Regions from separate parts of the Homo sapiens genome. Here region 1 is linked to region 2. Evidence: chromatin contacts called from ENCODE Hi-C data. All regions are on one chromosome and are shown on one strand. The core of a region is the stretch at or near the end of the contact, and the rest is flanking DNA. Distances in the headings are between cores, read along the strand shown. Region 1 holds the start of LCN10 (lipocalin 10). Region 2 holds the start of EDF1 (endothelial differentiation related factor 1).

Region 1 (3,651 bases), core at 507-3,006, 120 kb before region 2:
CTGCTCAAGGCACAGGGGGGTCAGAGGCATATCACGCAGCTCCTCCAGGGCCCAGAGCCCAAGCACACCTCCCTCCTGTCCTTCCCTCGGGCCCGCCGCGTATGCACAGGCGTTCCCAAACACCGGCTTCTTCCCGTCTTTCCTCAGGATCACCTCCTGGGACTGGCACCCCTTCAACCTGGGGCCAAGGCGGGGGCTCAGGCTGCAGACCAGGGAACCCCTCCTCCCGCCTGCCAGCCACCGAGCCCCACCCACACGTCTCGGTCCCGCCCCTGCTCCCGTGGGACCCGGGAAGGTTGGGGCCCCAGGTCCCCAGTTTTTTGCTTCACTATCCAACTCGTGTCAATCTGAGGCTCTGTGGTTTGAGGATTTTCCAATTCGGACTGGGGCCTGTCCCACGGCACGAGAGAAACTCCCAACACCCACCCGTGTGGGGCCCAGGAGCTGCAAGCGGCTTCCTCCCAACACCTACCCATGTGGGGTCCCAAGGTCTGCAGGCAGCTTCCTCCCAACACCCACCCATGTGGGGTCCCAGGGGCTGCAGGTGGCTTCCTCTGAGTTTAGGGGGAGGAAGTGGGGGGACGGTTCTTGTGGAACTTCCAGACAGACAGGCTCCTCCCAGACTCCTTTCCAGCCCCGAGGCAGCTCCCTCCTCCTGGAAGGGGAGACCCTTGCCTGGGGGGCGCTGCCCACTCACCGTCTGAAGGCGAGGAGCACGCGGAGCTGGCCCACTTTGTTCACCTTTACCACGGACGCCCCCAGCTTCCTCTTGTCCCTGGCCGGCAAGAATCCCTGGGCATCAGTGGCAGTGGCCAGAATGTACCAGAACCCTGAAAACTGCGCAGCGGATGTGTGGGCGGGGACAGGAGCTGCCACCGGGGGCTGTCCCCACCCCCGAGGTTCCCAGCTAGAGAACCCAGGAGACAAATGACCCTTCTGTGAGCCGGAGTCCCAGCTCCGCCCAGGTGCCGCCTCGGTCCCGGCCACTCAAGCCCTGGCCACTGGAGCAGGGCTGCAGAGAAGCAGGTGCCCGGCTGGTCAGGGACCCCAGGCAGCAAAGGGCTGGGCTGTGGGCGCCAGCAGGTGGGAGGCCCCCTACCTCAGAGGCCCCGGCTCCTTCCCACATGGCCTCCTGGGGGCTGGGTACTGCTCGGCCACTTCCCTTCCTGCCGGCCCCCGGCCCCCAACTCTGCCTGCTGCCAACCCTAGCGCCCTGGGCACCGCCGTGCCAATGAGTGCTGCTCCCACGGCTCACTCAGCAGGTGCCCGGGCCCTCCCGCTACAGAATATGCCCCGCTTGCTCCACACCCACTCTGCACTCTGGGCGTCTCCCGACCTCCTCGGCCACAGCTCTCTGGGCCCCTCCACCCTGGCCCTCCCTGACCCCCCTGGGCCCCCGAACCCCCTCGAGGCTCCCTGCCTTTGCCCTGCAACTTGCGGGGCCCCTGTGCTGGAGGCTGCAGTGGGAGAGGCCAGGTGGGCAGCGCCCGTGCCTGGAACTGCTGGTAGCCCTGCTCCTGGGCGGCTGCCGGGAGACTGTGCAGGAGCCTGCTCCAGCTCCAGAGCCGGCGCCCGGCTCAGGGACCAGTGGCACATGGCTCACCTTGTTCCAGTTGAGGGCGTGGGACTCCCTGGGGTACCACTCCTGCACCTGGGACCCTGCAGCCAGCACTAGCACCAGCACCAGCACCAGCGCCAGCACCAGCAGCCCCTGCCTCATCTTCACCCTCCTCCCTCAGCCGCCAAGGCCAGTGTTTAAACCTCTCTGGAGCCGCCAGCCTGTGTCGGGAGAGGAGGGAGGGGAGGGAGCGGAGGGAGGCAACAGGTGTGGCCTTGGGCTCTGCTACCCTCTCCCCGCCCAGGGACCACCCCCAGACACTCCAGGGAAGCCGGCACTGCCCCACCTGGTGGTCACTGCTGGCCTGGGCTGCCCTGGCAGACAGAGGCCCCTCTGAGGCCCCAGGACCCTCCTGCCCTCAGTGCCCGGCCTGGGGTCACTGTGTGTGCCCCTGAGACTCATTAAGCCCTGGCCCTCATCCTAGACCTCCCAGGTGACAGGCAAAGGGCTGGTCGTGGCCCTTCTGGGGCAGATGTGGACATGGTGAGCTCTGCGCGGCAGCCACACACACAGCCCCCACCACCTTCTTGAGGGCCTGGCACCAAGCACCTGAGCAGGTGCCGAAGGGCGGGCCGGGGCTGTGTGCCCGTGCCCATGAATGTGTGTGTGTGCATGTGTGGGTGTGTGCTCACATGTGCATGCGTGTGCATGCCCAGCCTTGCAGGTCAAGGCATCTGTGTGCACCTCGCCTCACTCCAGCATGAGCCTCACACAGTCCCCAGCCCCCCATCCAGCCCCGAGACCCCCATGGCCTGTGCTTCTCCCAGGACGGCAGGCAGCGCAGCCCCCCACACCCATCAGAACACAGGAGGACCTGCAGGCTCAGGTGTCTGGGGTCCCTGCCCCTGCCCAGGCAAGAGACACAACCCCAGCCCAGAGAAGCCTGAGCCTGGGGAGTCAGGGGCTGCTCTGAGCCCCACCAGCCACCTCTCTCTTGTCCTGGGCAGTCCTTGGAGCCTCTGGCACCCCAGCTGCGGTCCTGGTGGAGCTCACTGCTGGCTTCCTCCCAGGCTGTGTCCTCTGACCAGCCCCCGCCTCTGAGCCCGGGCCTGAGTTTGGGTGTCTGAAGACCCAGAGGGGCTCTGGCAAGGGACTGGGTTGGGCACGCGTCTTCTTTGCAGCTGGCTCTATGGTTCTGTGGCTTGGCCCTTGGTGACGACCCCCGCCATCCTCCCCGCAATTCCCCGGCTGGCCCCCAGTCAAAAGCATCCTTGGTTTGCTGTGGAATCGCTTTATTCTGAGCTGGTGCTGGGCCCCGGGAGCCGCTGAGCGAGGTGGGTGGACACTGGCCGAGGTCACAGGACCCTGTGGGCGCCATCCCTACTGGGGACGCAGCACTCACTGAAAACCAAGAGGAGTGTGAGGGGGCCCAGCCCACCATGGAGGCTCCTCCACACCCTCAGCTGCCTTAGAGACAGTGGAGCCATGAACCCCGTGGGCTTGGGCAGAGGGTCCTCCCACCCACTGTGCGTAGGGTGGCCTCCCCCACCCCCTTCCCCCAAGAGAGCCCAGGGTGAGGCTCAGGATGGCGGCTTACCAGAAGGATCTTGTGAGCACAGGTGACTAGAAGGGGAGGCAAGACTGGCTGTGAAAAAGGACTGAGCCCCCCAGCACCCCAGGGCCCCACCCACAAGACTCGCCTGCCGTGGGGACAAGACCCCCAGGCCTGACTTTGGGCAGGGGCAGGTGAAGACCCCCTCAGCCTGCCTGACTCCTTCAGGGCGACTGAGTCAGGCAGAAGCCAGAATCAACCCCAGGGTCTCTGTCACCCCATCACGCCCTGTGGGCTCCAGAACTTGCCCCAAGCCTCCCCCGAGGCTGCTCCGGTGGACACTCACGGTCCTTCTGCAGCTGGGCCTGCTACTGTGACAGGAAGCCCAGGCTCCTGCTCCACTTGGTGAAGAGCCCCATGGCCTCCTGGCTGGCTGTCTCCGTCAGACCTGGGGGCACCAGGGCAGTGCAGGGGGAAGCAACCTCTGAGAGCTGGGGAGGGGCCGGGGAGGGGCTGGGAAGGGTCAGGAAGGAGGCCACCT
Region 2 (4,376 bases), core at 1-2,500:
ATTTGGTTTTGACTGTGCAACCAGTAAGGGTAGGGCAGACCAATGAATCCCTGTCACCAGAGCCCCAGCGCATCCTGGCCCAACTGGCCTCAAAGGCTTCAGCCCTAGGCCACCTGAGGGTACGAATGAGGCAGAGGCGGTGACTAAACTGTCCTCCCTATTACATCAGACTCACAACTGACCCTCGGATCCATCAGCCACATTGGTAATCTCCTTCCACAAGTACTGTTCAGGGCACGCCCATCTTCCACCTGTGCAACAGGGTCCACCTGCTCATGGGGTCCCCTGAAGCAGGCACTCTCTACAGCCTGTGATGCACCCAGGCAGGCTCCCTGGGCAGTATCTGACCAGCGGAGACCAGTAGAACCAAGCAGGTCCCAGGCAGAGAGAAAACTCTCAGGGAGGAGCCTACCCCCTGTCCCCAGCTCCCACTCAGGTCACTAACCTCTGCCCCGTCACCCAGTCTCCCGCCCCAGGCCCTCAACTGCTGTCCAATGGCCCCCAGCCCTATCCCAACCCCAATTCCCCACCTTCATCGCTGGTTCCTGCTGCTTGCCCCAGTCCCCACCCCTGTCCTAAGCCCTGTACCCCACTCTACCCTGTTCTTCCAAGCCCTGTCCCCATCTCCATCCCTGCCCCCGTTCCCAGTGCCCACCCTGGTTCTCTGTCCCCTATCCTCACACAAGGCCCCCAGCCTTGTCCCCGTCCCCGTCCCCACCTCCTGCCTCTGTCCTCACACCTGTCCCCACCAACAGTCCCTGCCCCTATCCCCTCCCCGCCCCACCCTGGCACTGGTCCCGGCCCTATCGCCTGCCCCTTGCCCCGTCCGGTTCCCTGCTCCTCTCCTCCTCCAGTCGCCCGCCCCCTGCCTCCTGGGTCCGTCCATCCCCTCCTGGGTCCGCCCCCCACCTTCCCACCCCTGTCCTGGCCCGGTCCTCCTACCCCTGCGATTCGCCCCGCCCTTCGAACCCCGTCCTGCCCCCGGCACCCCAGCCTTGTCCCCGTCCCCTGCGCCCTGTCCCAGGCCCCGCCTGCCCTTCCCCGAGCCCCCTGCCCCACGGTCCGTGGCCCCGGCCCAGCGTCCGCCCCGCCCGGCCCGGCCGCTCCTCAGTCAGCAAAGCACCTGCTTGGATTTGGCCTGGGCGGCCGTAGGGCCCTTCTTGCGCAGCACCGTCACCGTGTCCCAGTCGCTCTCGGCCATGGCGGGCGAAGACGAGCGTCCGTCCGGCGGCTCAGCGGCAGCTGCTAGAGACCTGGCGCGGCGACGCTACGTCCCCTCGGCACCTCCCCGCTTTCGGCGTCCCATTGGCTGGCTGCACGCGGGGGGCGGGCACTTCCCGTGCTCGGGGCCATTCGGCGTTCGGCTCGTCTGAGGGACGTCGTGGCCGGGCGCCGGCGACGTAGGGAAGGCGACGTCGGGGCCTGGCCTGGCCTGGCGAGGCGCGGTAGCCGCTGGGGCTGCAGGTCGGGAGGACCCCGGAGCCCGGGCCCCGCGGCCTCCGAGCACACGCGGGCGGCGGCTGCGCCCCGACGCGCAGCCCCCGTGCCTCCCCGGGCCCCGCACCCCGGCCGGGCCACGCGGGCGGAGGGGGCGCGGGGTCTCCGCTCTAGCCGTGCGGCCGCCCCCCTTTGTTTTGCCGCCTGCGCGGCTGGGACCTGCGCTCGAGGACCAGGGCCGTGGGGCCCGAAACGCAGCGTGGGGTGGGACACTTTTTTTTTTTTAACTTTTATTTTTTGAGATGGAGTCTTGCTCTATCGCCCAGGCTGGGTGCCGTGGCGCGATCTCGGCTCACTCCGTCTCCCGGGTTCATGCCATTCTCCTGCCTCAGCCTCCCGAGTACCTGGGACTACAGGCGCCAGCCACCACGCCCGGCTAATTTATTTATTTTATTTTATTTTATTTTTAGTAGAGACGGGCCAGGATGGTCTCGATCTCCTGATCTCGTGATCCGCAGGTGGGACTCTTTAAGAAAAAGAACGCAAGCCGGGCACGGTGGTTCACGCCTGTAGTCCCAGAACTTTGGGAGGCCGAGGCGGGCGTATCACCTGAGGTCGGGAGTTCGAGACCAGCCTGACCAACATGGAGAAACCCCGTCTCTACTAAAAATACAAAATTAGCCGGACGTGGTGGCGGGCACCTGTAATCTCAGCTACTCGGGGAGGCTGAGGCAGAAGAATCAGTTGAACCCGGGAGGCGGAGGTTGCGGTGAGCCGAGATCGCGCTATTGCACTCCAGCCTGGGCAACAAGAATGAAACTGCGTTTCAAAAAAAAAGAAAAAGAATGGAAAACTGTGAAAACATCGGTTGCAAAAATGAATGGTTTTGCATGATGTTTATTTTCTGTAATGTATAAAGTGTATATGTTATATGACAATAATTCTGTAATACCCTATTTTCCAGCCGTTTTGTATAATGAGAAAGGTCATTATACATTATCATTGAACAACTTTTTTAGGATTTTTATTTTTATAGACAGGGTCTCACTCTGTGGCCCACGCTGGAGCACAACATTGAGATCTCAGCTCACTGCAGCCTCGACGTCCTGCGCTCAAGCGATGGGACTATAGGCGCGGCCCCCACGCCTGGCTAATTTTTGTATTTTGTGGGGTAGAGATGGGGTCTCCGTGCCGCCCTGGCTCGTCGGTCTGGAACTCCTGAGCTCGCGTGATCCTCCCGCCTCGGCCTCCCAAAGCCTGGGATTACAGGCTTGAGCCACCGCAGGCCCTAATCATAGTATTGACTTCCGGGCTTTGAATAGATGCTCCACAAACAAGGAACCTGATAAATGCAGTCTCCATCCAAAAAGAAAACATACATAAATGCTGTATTAAATTGGAAATGCTGCATTAGCAAATGCACTCCGCGGAGGAGACAACTGTAATTCTAACCAGGCAGTGGGAAGTTGAGTCTTCTGCTTACCGTTTTTCACACCGGATGATTGGAAGAACCTTGGGGACACACTGATGGCTCCGTCCATACAAACCTTGCTTCTCTGTTTCCCGCCGACTTCCAGCACCAAGCTCCGTTCGGCTAAGGACTCAACAGCCTCAGCCGGCCAGCAAGGATGTGCTTCCACTGAATGAAAATAATCTCTTGTGGCCGGGCGCAGTGGCTCACTTCTGTAATCCCAGCACTTTGGAAGGCCGAGGCGGATGGATCACGAGGTTGAGAGATCGAGATCATCCTGGCCAACACGGTGAAACCCTGTCTCTATTAAAAATACAAAAATCAGCTGGGCATGGTGGTGCGTGCCTGTAGTCCCAGCTACTCAGGAGGCTGAGGCAGGAGAATTGCTTGAACCGGGAGGCGGAGGTTGCAGTGAGTCGACGACACCGCACCATTGCACTCCAGCCTAGGGACAGAGCAAGACTCTGCTGTCTCAGAAAAACAAAAAAAAGAAAGAAAGAAAAAGAAAATATCCCATAAACTCTGACTGGATGTATCTCCACTCAAGTCCCCCTTTGTTGTGTGCCAAAAATGCTTATCGTCACTCCAGTGCCACCAGCCCCCAGGAAGATTGTGATGAAGGTGGAGTTGGCCTGGAAAGAGGCAGCCTTGTTAACACTGCAGTTCAGGCCTCCTAACATGACAAACTTAACCAACACCTGATCTCATGAACGCATTGGGAGGCCCTTTTCAGAGCCTGGGAGACCCATGCAAGTGGGGCTCAGCTAGCTCCGTAGTGAGCCTGGGCTGAGAGAGAGGGGACAGCTACATCTAGCTGTCCTCTGCAGGTGTCCACCAAGACAGCCGTTGTCCCATCTGGCCCTCCATCGGGAGTCCAGGCCTGATGCCACAAGTCACTTGTGCCCTGTCCTTGGCACTCCCTGCACCAAGGCATGATGGATACAGGTGTCTGTGTGAGGCTGTCCTCACTGCCCACTCCGTCCCACTCCATCCCACTCCGTCCGTCCCACTCCGGGGTCGTTTGTTTGCACTCCCTCCTATTCCTGGATTCTTCCGACTTCGGGCCCAGAGGAAAGCAGCTGATACAAAGAAGCAGCTTTGGGGGGTCTGGTGAGCCTCTCGTATCTCACTGGAGATGTTGCACCAGTCTGTCTACCAGTTATCCATTTAGCTTCATGCATGGAGAAAAGACAATTCCAAAGACTTCTGGAGAAAAAAAGTCTCTTCATTTCCATCTGCAGATCTTAGTGTCTCTCTGGCATAATTTCCCTCCAGCCTTTCTTCGGTCCTTTTAGTACCATCTGCTGTAGTTTCATCTTTCATTTAACTGAAAATGTCTCTATTTTGCCCTTGTGTTTGAAGGATACACTATTGTATAAACGTCATCCCATTGTCTTCCAACTTCCATCCTTGCCAGTGAGAATCAGTGATCAGTCATTTGTGTCCTGGTTCCCCAGCAGGTTATGTG

What was found. A loop is a pair of places that touch in the nucleus more often than their neighbours do. Pooled maps may share reads with other maps.
Region 1: a loop to region 2 is called in a pooled map, with 2.4 times the contacts of the local background. The contact joins the promoter of LCN10 here to the promoter of EDF1 in region 2. A Hi-C loop is called at or near these places in 1 of 50 pooled maps.

The regions. Positions count from the first base shown.
Region 1 is chr9:136,741,184-136,744,834 of GRCh38, forward strand. LCN10 (lipocalin 10) reads right to left here and starts at 1,757. Exons shown (of 6, transcript NM_001001712.3): 1 at 1,604-1,757; 2 at 698-837; 3 at 69-178. The coding sequence starts at 1,720. LCN6 (lipocalin 6) reads right to left here. Exons shown (of 7, transcript NM_198946.3): 5 at 3,457-3,558; 6 at 3,156-3,181; 7 at 2,834-2,959. The coding sequence ends at 3,479. RefSeq lists a silencer at 1,162-1,261.
Region 2 is chr9:136,865,058-136,869,433 of GRCh38, forward strand. It overlaps EDF1 (endothelial differentiation related factor 1), which reads right to left and starts at 1,251. Exons shown (of 5, transcript NM_003792.4): 1 at 1,124-1,251. The coding sequence starts at 1,201. RefSeq lists silencers at 953-1,142, 1,243-1,552.